Linked DNA regions of Homo sapiens: region 2 is linked to region 1. Evidence: chromatin contacts called from ENCODE Hi-C or POLR2A ChIA-PET data. All regions are on one chromosome and are shown on one strand. Each heading gives the region's core, a stretch centred on a gene start or an enhancer-like site at or near the end of the contact. The rest is flanking DNA. Distances are from core to core; before and after follow the strand shown. Region 1 holds the start of RNF126 (ring finger protein 126). Region 2 has its middle 13 kb from the start of GZMM.

Region 1 (5,050 bases), core at 1,673-4,172:
AATGACCCAGCTGCGCGGGGCCTCAGCCTGATCCCAGAGCCCAGGACAGCAAAGGAGGCCCGGAACGGCCCAGCTGCCTGGGAGAAGCCCTCGTGGGCAGGCACACAGCCCATGGCAGCCAGTCCCCCCTGCGTCAGAGGCAGGCAGGAGCTTCCCGACAGCCAGCCCAGGTGTCTCAGCAGCAGCAGTGCCGCCCCTGACTCAGCCGCCGGGCAAGCTCCCCAGCGGCAGAGACGCCCCGTTTCGAGGGCACTGGTTGTGGCTGGGGACTTTCCCCATTGCCAGATACGGAGCAGCCGTCCCTCCCCAGAACAAACGCCAGGTGTGCCCATTTCCCAGCATAAAAAATTCGTTTTTGAGACAGCGTCTTGCTTGTCACCCAGGCTGGAGTGCACTGGCACCATCACGGCTCACCGCAGCCTCCACCTCCCAGGCTCAAGCGCTCCTCCCACCACCTCAGCCCCCGCCAGTAGCTGGGACTCCAGGAGTGCAACAACACACCCCACTAATTGTTTTAGTCTTCTGTAGAGACAGGGTCCTGCCACGTACGGAGAAGTTCTGACACTGCCATGCTGTCTACGGGCGCCTTGTTGCGTCCTGCTCCAAAGGCACAAGCAGATGCCCTTGGGATCACCCGCGGGGTGGACACGGGCAGGCCCCCGCAGCCCTCTCTGCAGTTATTTGCTCTTAAGGAATCTACCAACGTCCATGATTAAATATTTGTCAATCACTGTTCCATGCTGGCTCCCTGGCCAGCCTGTAAATTCTGTGAGGGCAAAGACCACAGCGGCCTGTCACCACAGAGTTCCTTTCACTACAGGAAGGCCCTCCCCAGGCCCAGTGACAGTCGGAGGAGGTCAAGGTCCTCCGTGTCCAAGGCCACGGGGCGAGGAAGTGGCTCCACCACACCAGGATCCAGTCCTGTGCGGGCTCTAGGAGCAGCTAAATGTGCAGCCGAGTCAAGGCAGTGTCGGCCCCCCACAGCCACCACTCCAGGCTTCCCAGGGGCTTCCCAGGCCTGTCCCAGGGCTCAAGGGGCTGCAAGGGGCTGCCCTGCAACTCACCCAGGCTGGCGGGCTGTCAGGCAACCAGCCTCTCCTGCCACGGCCAGTGGGGACAGAAAGCTGGAAGAGGCAAGAGCGAGACCCCTGGGAGACAGAGGAGTAAGGCAAGGCTCAGTCTCAGCTCCCCAACCTTCGCCCCACACCCGAGATTTCACTTTATTTGTTCCTCCTGCTGGGGAGGGGAAGCCCTGTGGCTTCAGTAGAGAGGAAACCACACCTCTCTCTTTCCACTCCTGGGCCTGGCCCCGCTCTCCCGCCATGCCCCAACTCTAGCACTCGCTCCTCCTCTGTGACCCAGAGACAGGCGGCTTCTCCTGACTCCCTCCAGCCCCTTCCTGGGTCTCTACTCCCGGGGAACTGCACTGCTTCTGGGGGGCTTGGACTTCTCTTACGGGTCAAAGCGTAGCAACAGCCGGGCGGCTACGTACACAGCACAGTAAATCCTCAATGCCTGCAGCCTCTTCCCCTGGGCACAGGGTGGGGAGTCCAGACCCCTCCACCTCCTGCGGCTGCTCCCCTCAAGCTGGCCAAGCGGCTCCCGACTGAGCCGGCTCTGCCACTTTCCCGCTGAGCCACCACGCGCCTCAGTTTCCCCATCTATAAAGCACGGGTGGCTCGACTAAATCACCACTTTGCACGTCAGCCTGGCGAAGGGCAACACGGGTTAAAAATGCAGACCACCGCCGGGCACGGTGGCTCACACCTGTAATCCCAGCGTTTTGGGAGGCTGAGCCAGAAGAATCGCTTGAGCCCAGGAGTTCAAGACCAGCCTGGGCAACACAGGGAGACCCCATTCCTAAAAATAATATTAGAAATGCAGACTGCTGAGCGCATTCCACACCTACTGACTCCGAAACCCTGGAAAAGGGGCCTGGAAATAGCACCTTCAACGAGCGCTGCTCCCACCTCCCCCAAGGTGACATCAGGTCCGCGTGGGAAACACTGCCCTAAACGAGCAGGAAGTAGCACTCGGCACGCCCAGGCCCAGGGTCCTCTTCGGTGAGGGGCGGCTGTAAACACCTGGAGGAAGGGTGGGCTGCGCAGCCAAGCCCCGGGAGGGGAGGAACGCAGGCTCTGCTCACAAAGCCCCGCCGGCGGGCCGCGGTCGGACCCCGGGACAGTGCCTGGGGCGTTCCGGGCCTGGGCCTGCCTCCAAGGCGGCGGCCAGGGCTCCACGAGGCGAGCCTGCAGCGAGGCGCCGGCGCCCCCAACCACGCGCTCGGCGGGGGTCCCCTGGCGTTATTCTCGGGGTCCGAGCCCCGCCAGGCCCAGCCCCTGCCCCGCGCCGCGCCACCGGGCAATACCCTCTCTCTGCTCGCCGGGCCTCAGTTTCTCCGTTTGCAAAACCAGGCTCACCGGGCTTAGGGATCCCACCTGGGATCCTCGCGGCCTCTCGGGTCGGGAACGCCGCGGATGTGGGGTCACCCGGCCGCGATCCCGCTGCGCCGCTCCGGCCAGGCCCTGCCTCCCGCCCGGGCCTCAGTCTCCCGCATGTACAGGACGGGGTTCGCGCGCGCACCGCCCGGGCTCCCCGCGGATTCAGCCTGGGCCGGCGCTGCCCCGAGCCTCAGTTTTCCCGTCGTGGTCAGCTCGCGCAAGAGGCGGGCGCAAGCGACCCCCACCCCGGCCCCGGCCTTGCCTCAGGCCTGCGGCGCAGACCCTGCCGCCCGCCGCCCCGGCCCGGGCCTCACCGGCAGGCGCGGGACGATCTCCACGGAGCAGCAGTGGCAGAAGTACCGTCCGGGATGCGGCGACGCCTCGGCCATGGCCGCCGCCACCTACTCCGCGCCGCCCGCCCCCCGCGCGGCACCCGCCGCCGGCCGTTTGCTGCTCCCTCGCCGGCCGACGCGCCCGCGCACGCTCACGCACGGCACGCACGGCACGCGGGGCGGAGCGGGGGCGCGGGAGCGGCGAAAGCTGCGTACTCGGCGGGCAGCGGCCCGGGCGACGGTGGCCGCTGAGAGACAAACTAGGCCCGGCCGTTGGGCGGGGCTCCAAGCGGGGGCGGGGCTTCCGGCGGGGGCGGGGCCAAAGCAGGCGGCGGAAGAGACGAGAAGCGGGGCGTGCGCGGGGCGGGGCCGAGGCCCTCCTCCCCTCCCGAAGCTGCCCAGGCCTTCGTGTCCCTCAGTGCTTCCCTACCTCATCGCCGTCTCCCCTCACGGTACTTCAGCCCACTGTCCCCACCGTTCCTGGGGCTCGCCAGGCGCCCTCTCCCCCGCCCGCTGCCCGGTGCAGCGCTCTCCCGACGCCCGCGTGGCTTTCTTCCAGGTCTTTGCTCAAATGTCAGCTTACAAGGTCTTCTCTGCTGCCCTCCTGCTCCGTGGCACTGATTCCCTCCCGATGCACTGTCAGGTCAGCTGCGCAGCAAAGGGATTTTTGGACCCGCAGCAGCGCCTGACACACAGCAGGCATTCCCTCAGCGCTGCGGAATACAGGCAGACCCGGGGCTCAGGGCGCTGTCTGGGCCTCACTGGGACCCGTGGGGTCAGACAGAGGCTGAGGTCTGTGGGTTGTGGCCTTGTTTCCAAGATGCTCCACGGGCTGACGGCCCAGGCGCCTCTCGGGTGCGGAGAAGGCAGGAAACCTAACCCCTGCTTCCAAATTTAATCAGTAGAAACGGTATCATCACCCAGCACAGGCCAGGATCATTTCTGAGGTTAGTTCTGGCCCAATCATGCATGCATTTCTTTTTTCTTTTTTTTTTTGAGACGGAGTCTCACTCTGTCACCCAGGCTGGGGTGCAATGGCCCGATCTCGGCTCACTGCAACCTCCGCCTGCCGAGGGTTCAAGCGATTCTCCCGCCTCAGCCTCTCGAGTAGCTAGGACTAGAGGCACCCGCCACCACACCGGCTAATTTTTGTATTTTTAGTAGAAACGGGGTTTCACTATATTTGGCCAGGCTGGTCTTGAACTCCTGACCTCGTGATCCGCCCGCCTCGGCCTCCCAAAGTGCTGGGATTACAGGCATGAGCCACCGCGCCCGGCCTCATGCGTGTATTTCTTTCTTCACTCAACACTCATTGAGCAACTACTGCACACCAGACCCTATGCTGAATGCACGCAGATACCCCCAGTCCCATGAGATTGGACAGGAGCGTGGAACTCAAGGGTGACTCTGGCTCTGCCTGGGGAAAGAGAGAGAGGGCTTCCGAGGGGTAAGGACATTGGAACCAGGGCTGAGGGATGAATAGGATTTGGTTGGAGTTGGACTTCCTGCAAAATGAGGCATTGGAGCGAGACTGTTGAGGAATTAAGAGTTGGAGCCTGTGCATTTAGATTTTTTGTTTGTTTGTTTGTTTTTTAGAGATGGAGTCTGGCTCTGTTGCCCAGGCTGCAGTGCAATGGCGCAATCTCGGTTCACTGTAACCTCCGCCTCCCGGGTTCAAGTGATTCTCCTGCCTCAGGCTCCCGAGTTGCTGGGATTACAGGCTGGGCACCACCACGCCCGCCTAATTTTTGTATTTTTAGTAGACGGGGTTTCACTATGTTGGCCAGGCTGGTCTCAAACTCCTGACCTCAGGTGATCCGCCCGCCTCGGCCTGCCATAGTGCTGGGATTACAGGCGTAAGCCACCGCGCCCGGCCTGCATTTAGGGTTTTGAATGTCCAGAGGTTGGGGACAGGGGCTTCAGCCTCCTTCCAGTCGTCTTTGCAGCAGCGCGAATCCAGTCATTCCTGCTCTGACCACCAGAGAGCGCACGGGCCCCGTCCCTGGGAATCCAGGAAAACCCCAGGCTGGGGAGGGGCGAGGCTTGCCAGACGCAGCCCCTGCACCAGCCTTCACGCTCCGCAAGTGCAGGAGGAGCAGCAGGCCTGGTTCAAACGACGCCAAACCACGAACTGGCTGTGTGTCCCTAGGCAAGTGGCCTAACCTCTGAGAAGGCGGCAGAACCTGACGGTTTTCCGTTGGCTCGGAGCAGACATGAGGACCGCTGGCACCTCCTCAGCCCTCTCTGTGCTCTGCTGCCTGCCCCGAGTCACCTGCC
Region 2 (5,050 bases), core at 1,146-3,645, 110 kb before region 1:
TTTTTTTTTTTGAGACAGAGTATTTTGCTCTTGTTGCCCAGGTTGGAGTGCAGTGGCACGATCTCGGCTCACCGCAACCTCCGCCTCCCAGATTCAAGCGATTCCCCTGCCTCAGCCTCCCGAGTAGCTGGGATTACAGGCACCCGCCACCACGCCCGGCTACTGTTTGTATTTTTAGTAGAGACGGGGTTTCGCCATGTTGGCCACGCTGGTCTCAAGCTCCTGATGTCGTGATCCGCCCGCCTCAGCCTCCCAAGGTGCTGGGATTACAGGCGTGAGCCACCGCGCCCGGCATGTGTTCATTTTTTTTTAAAAAAAAAAAAGGATAAAAAGGCCAGGCACGGTGGCTCACGCCTGTAATCCCAGCACTTTTGGAGGCCAAGGCTGGTAGATCACTTGAGCCCAGGAGTTCGAGACCAGCCTGGCCAACATGGTGAAACCCCGTCTCTACTAAAAATACAAAAAAATTAAAATTAAAAATAAAAACAAATAAAGAAAAGATAAAAAGAAAGCCAGGCCTCTTGGCAATGAAAGCTGCCCGGGGCAGCCCTCTCCCTCTTCCTGGTGCAGGTGTGTTGCCAGCGTGGATGTCCTTCGTGGACGTGAACTTATTTTACAAAAGAGCACTTGTCCAGAGCTAGTCCTGAGCCTGCGGTTTCTGGGAGTCACCAGCTCGAACGACGCAGGACAAGTACACTTTGGGGTGGCACGTCCTGGTGCTGTTATTTTGGGGTGGGGTGTCCTTCCGTGGTACGGCTGGACCACGTTGCCTCTGTCCACTCACTGCCCTCGAGGGATGGGTGAGCTGTTTCCACCTTTGGCTGCCGTGACCTGGGCTGCTGTGAACTTCGCAGACGTTTGTGTTTCTTTCCCGCACGGAAACTTGGACAGAAGCTCCTTGTCACGTCCCACAGTCACACGGCCCCTGCACGTGCTTAAAAGAAGCTGTGGTGTTTTTTTTTTTGTTTTTTTTTTTTTTGTTGTTGTTGTTTGCTTTTTTTTTTGAGACGGAGTCTCTGTTTCCAGGCTGGAGTGCAGTGGCGCAATCTCGGCTCACTGCAACCTCCTCCTCCCGGGTTCAAGTGATTCTCCTGCCTCAGCCTCCCGAGTAGGTGAGATTACAGGCACCCACCACCACGCCCGGCTAATTTTTGTATTTTCAGTAGAGATGGGGTTTCACCATGTTGGTCAGGCTGGTCTCGAACTCCTGACCTCAGGTGATCCACCCGCTTCGGCCTCCCAAAGTGCTGGGATGACAGGTGTAAGCCACCGTACCCAGCGGAAGCTGCGATTTTCCTTATTCCTTGACATCCTCAAGGGAGACCCTGATGTAGAGGCAGGGAGGCTAGGAAGGAGGAAGCATCCAGCCCAGTGGGGTGGACCCGTCAGAAATGCTCAGAGGCGGCCGTGCATGGTGGCTCACACCTGTCATCCCAGCATTTTGGGAGGCCGAGGCGGGCGGATCACCTGAGGTCGGGAGTTCCAGATCAGCCTGGCCAACACAGAGAAACCCCGTCTCTACTAAAAATACAATGTTAGCCGGGCGTGGTGGCGCATGCCTGTAATCCCAGCTACTGGGGAGGCTGAGGCAGGAGAATCGCTTGAACCCGGGAGGCGGAGGTTGCAGTGAGCCAAGATTGCGCCACTGCACTCCAGCCTGGGCGACAAGAGCAAAAAACTCCATCTCAAAAAAACAAACAAAAAAATGCTCAGAGGCAAGGGTTGAGCTTCCTCTCCAGCCTCCTCCAGAGGTCACAGGGCACCGCCCCACCCCACCCACCCCACCCACTGGGTCCTGGGGTGACTCCAACTGGACAGAGATCAGTGGAGGCCAGGCCAGGCTGGTGTTTGGTGAGCTGGAGCCACGCCCCGGGGAGAGAGCTAATCTCTGAGCCCGGACGTGCCTCATCAGTGGTTCCCTCCTGCTGTGCTGAGATGTCCCCACCCCAGCCCCGGTGAGTGACTGGGGACTTAGAGACACAGAACCAGCCACCAGCAGGAGGCTGACACCCTGTGTGGGACACGCAGTGCCCTGGAAGCCTCCACCCCTCCGTCTGTGTTTTCGTGGTTTTTTTTTTTTGAGACAGGGTCACCCAGGCTGCAGCGCAGTGGTGCAATCCTAGCTCACTGCAGCCTCAAACTGCTGGGCTCAAGCAATCCCCTTCCCTCAGCCTCCTGAGGAGATGGGGCTACACGTGTGCACCACCACGCCTGGCTAATGTTTGTAATTTTGCCGAGATGGGGTCTCAGTATGTTGCTTAATGGAGTCTCAAAGTCCTAGGCTCAAGTGATCCTCCCGCCTCGACCTCCCAAAGCGCTGGGATGACAGGTGTGAGCCACTGCGCCCTGCCAGCCCTCGCTGGTTCCTCCTGGTGTAAAAGGGAACAGCCGAGTGAGCATCTCCGGGTGGCCGGTGGGCAGAGCTCTGGTCTCAGGTGGTTTAAACTGGACAGGTGTCACCCGGGAGCTTGACAGTGACGTGGGACCACATGCTGGGTGACTTAAACAACAGAAGGCAGCCCCTCCCCGTCCTGGGGCCCGGAGTCTGAGGTCAAGGTGTGGGCAGGCGCCGCTCTCTGAGAGGCCCCACGGAGGAGTCCTCCTGCCTTCTCCAGCTCCGGGGGCGCCAGGCGTCCTTGGCTTGTGTCCACATTGCTGCAGTCTCTGCCTCTGTCCCCGCAGGGACGTCTCCCCATGTCTCAGTCCAAATGTCCCTCTTCTGATGAGGATGCCAGCCATTGCCTCAGGGCCACCCTTACAACTTTATCCTAACTACCTCTGCCAAATAAGGCCACATTCTGAGGTTCTGGGTGGGCGTGAGTTTTGGGGGGCACCGTTCTCCCTGGGAAGACGCAGACGCTTGTCGTCCCGTGGTAAATGCCAGAAGGCCTCATCTGATGCCCACGTACGCCCTGAGGTGGGGAAGCTGCTGTCCTCATCCTTGCTGAGCGTGGGGCCCCAGGATTCTCAGGCAGCTGGATGAGCCTGTGGAGAGGCCGGTGCCCAGGCTCGGTCCCAGAACAAAGCGCAGAGGCACGATGGTCGCTGACAAAGTGGGGGCCCCGGGACCCCAAACAGAAAGGTCCACAAAGGCTGAGGTCGGGGCAGGGGAATTTGATTCAAGAGACATTTTCAGCCATACGGCCCTTCTCGAATTTTTTTTTTTGAGACAGTCTCGCTCTGTCACCCAGGCTGGAGTGCAGTGGCGCAATCTCAGCTCACTGCAACCTCTGCCTCCTGGGTTCAAGCAATTCTCCTGCCTCAGCCTCCCGAGTAGCTGGGACTACAGGCGCCCGCCACCACGCCCACTAATTTTATATTTTTAGTAGAGACGGAGTTTCACCATGTTGGCCAGGCTGGTCTCAGGTGATCCACCCGCCTTGGCCTCCCAAAGTTCTGGGATTACAGGCATGAGCCACTGTGCCTGGCCTTTTTTTCTCTTTTTTGAGATGGAGTCTCTCTCTGTTGCCCAGGCTGGAGTGCAGTGGTGCAGCTGACTGCAACCTCCGCCTCCCAGGTTCAAGCGATTCTCCTGCCTCAGCCTTCCGAGTATCTAGGATTACAGGCACGCACCACCGCACCTGGCTAATTTTTGTATTTTTAGTAGAGACGGCGTTTCACCATGCTGGCCAGGCTGGTCTCGAACTCCTCACCTTAAGTAATCCGCCCCACCTCGGCCTCCCAAAGTGCTGGGATTACAGGCGTGAGCCACCACGCCTGGCCCCTTATTGAACTTGATGGTTTCTCCTTCGTATCTCAGAAGTCACAAGCTGGAGGATTTAGGTTTGAAGAATCACGATGCCAAGGTCAGGCGCCGTCGCTCACGCCTGTAATCCCAGCACTTTGGGAGGCCGAGGTGGGCGGATCTCGAGGTCAGGAGATCAAGACCATCCTGGCCAACACGGTTAACCCTGTCTCTACTAAAAATACAAAAAATTAGCCGGGCGTGGTGGCGGGCGCCTGTAGTCCCAGCTACTCGGGAGGCTGAGGCAGGAGAATGGCGTGAACCCGGGAGGCAGAGGTTGCAGTGAACAGAGATCACACCACTGCTCTCCAGCCTGGGTGACAGAATGAGACTGTGTCTCAAAATAAAATAAAATAGGCCGGGCGCGGTGGCTCACGCCTGTAATCCCAGCACTTTGGGAGGCCGAGGCAGGTGGATCACGAGGTCAGGAGATCGAAACCATCCTGGCTAACATGGTTAACCCTGTCTCTACTAAAAATACAAAGAATTAGCCAGGCGTGGTGGCGGGCGCCTGTAGTCCCAGCTACTCGGGAGGCTGAGGCAGGAGAATCGCTTGAACCCAGGAGGCGGAGCTTGCAGTGAGCCGAGATCATCCAGCCTGGGTGACAGAGCGAGACTCTGCCTCAAAAAAAATAAAATAAAATAAACTCTGAAATTTAAATTAACTGGGTATTTTTATTTGCTAAATGAGGCCCTACAGGGGGTGGTCCTGAAGACCCTCTCCTTGGCAGATAAAAGAGGACTGGGATCTTCTTGCTTCTGGGGCCAGAACTGAGCAGAGCAGGCTCGGGGGTTTTGGGTCGGGGGCAAGGGGGTCCCTGGCTCTGCCTGAGGGTCAGGGAAGGCTTTCCAGGGAAGGGACCAGGAAACAGGGTGTTGAAGGCGGCCACAGGCTTTATTTTGTAAACAAAGACCAAGTTCCCAGGAGAACTGACCTCAGGCCAGATTGGGGCCTTGCCAGGGGAGGGCTGCGGAGGGGGCAGGAATTGGGCCAGGCCCTGTGGTTGTTTACAACCCTGGAGGGGCTTTGAAGGCAGCTGGCCCTGCTGGGCCTCATCCGCGTCTGTGTCCTCGTTCTGCACGTAGCTTCAGACCCTCCCCCTCCACCCCCCGCCCCCATGAGGACTTTCCAAGCCTGTGGCCCCCCAGGTGGGAGCTCTTTGGCACCGGTGGTTCTGAGGCTCCAAGTCCCCTGATCCGAAGCCATCCCCGAGAGGGGGTCTCCCAGAGTGGGAAGCGGGGGTCTCCCAGAGTGAAGCCCTCAGCCCCGTCCAGGCCCTCGGCCCCCAGCATCTTCCCACCCTG

What was found. A loop is a pair of places that touch in the nucleus more often than their neighbours do. ChIA-PET counts read pairs that join two places held with the same protein, here RNA polymerase II (POLR2A). Pooled maps may share reads with other maps.
Region 2: a pooled map shows a loop between it and region 1 (2.2-fold over the local background). The contact joins the enhancer-like site here to the promoter of RNF126 in region 1. A Hi-C loop is called at or near these places in 2 of 168 maps with a recorded cell type or tissue (CD8-positive, alpha-beta T cell and mammary epithelial cell) and 7 of 50 pooled maps. POLR2A ChIA-PET finds 5 or more read pairs at or near these places in 9 of 52 experiments (B cell, CD8-positive, alpha-beta T cell, GM10248 and 6 more).

The regions. Positions count from the first base shown.
Region 1 is chr19:660,292-665,341 of GRCh38, forward strand. RNF126 (ring finger protein 126) reads right to left here and starts at 2,923. Exons shown (of 9, transcript NM_194460.3): 1 at 2,756-2,923. The coding sequence starts at 2,830. RefSeq lists enhancers at 1,310-1,399, 1,540-1,599, 1,890-1,939 and silencers at 1,990-2,279, 2,770-3,249.
Region 2 is chr19:554,241-559,290 of GRCh38, forward strand. No RefSeq gene overlaps it. Among named protein-coding and RNA genes, the nearest start is that of GZMM, 13 kb to the left of the region's middle. RefSeq lists a cis regulatory region at 1,522-2,760. Within about 2 kb of position 2,396, at least 9 of the 41 ENCODE cell types and tissues checked have a DNase peak (open chromatin) inside an H3K27ac peak, as active enhancers do.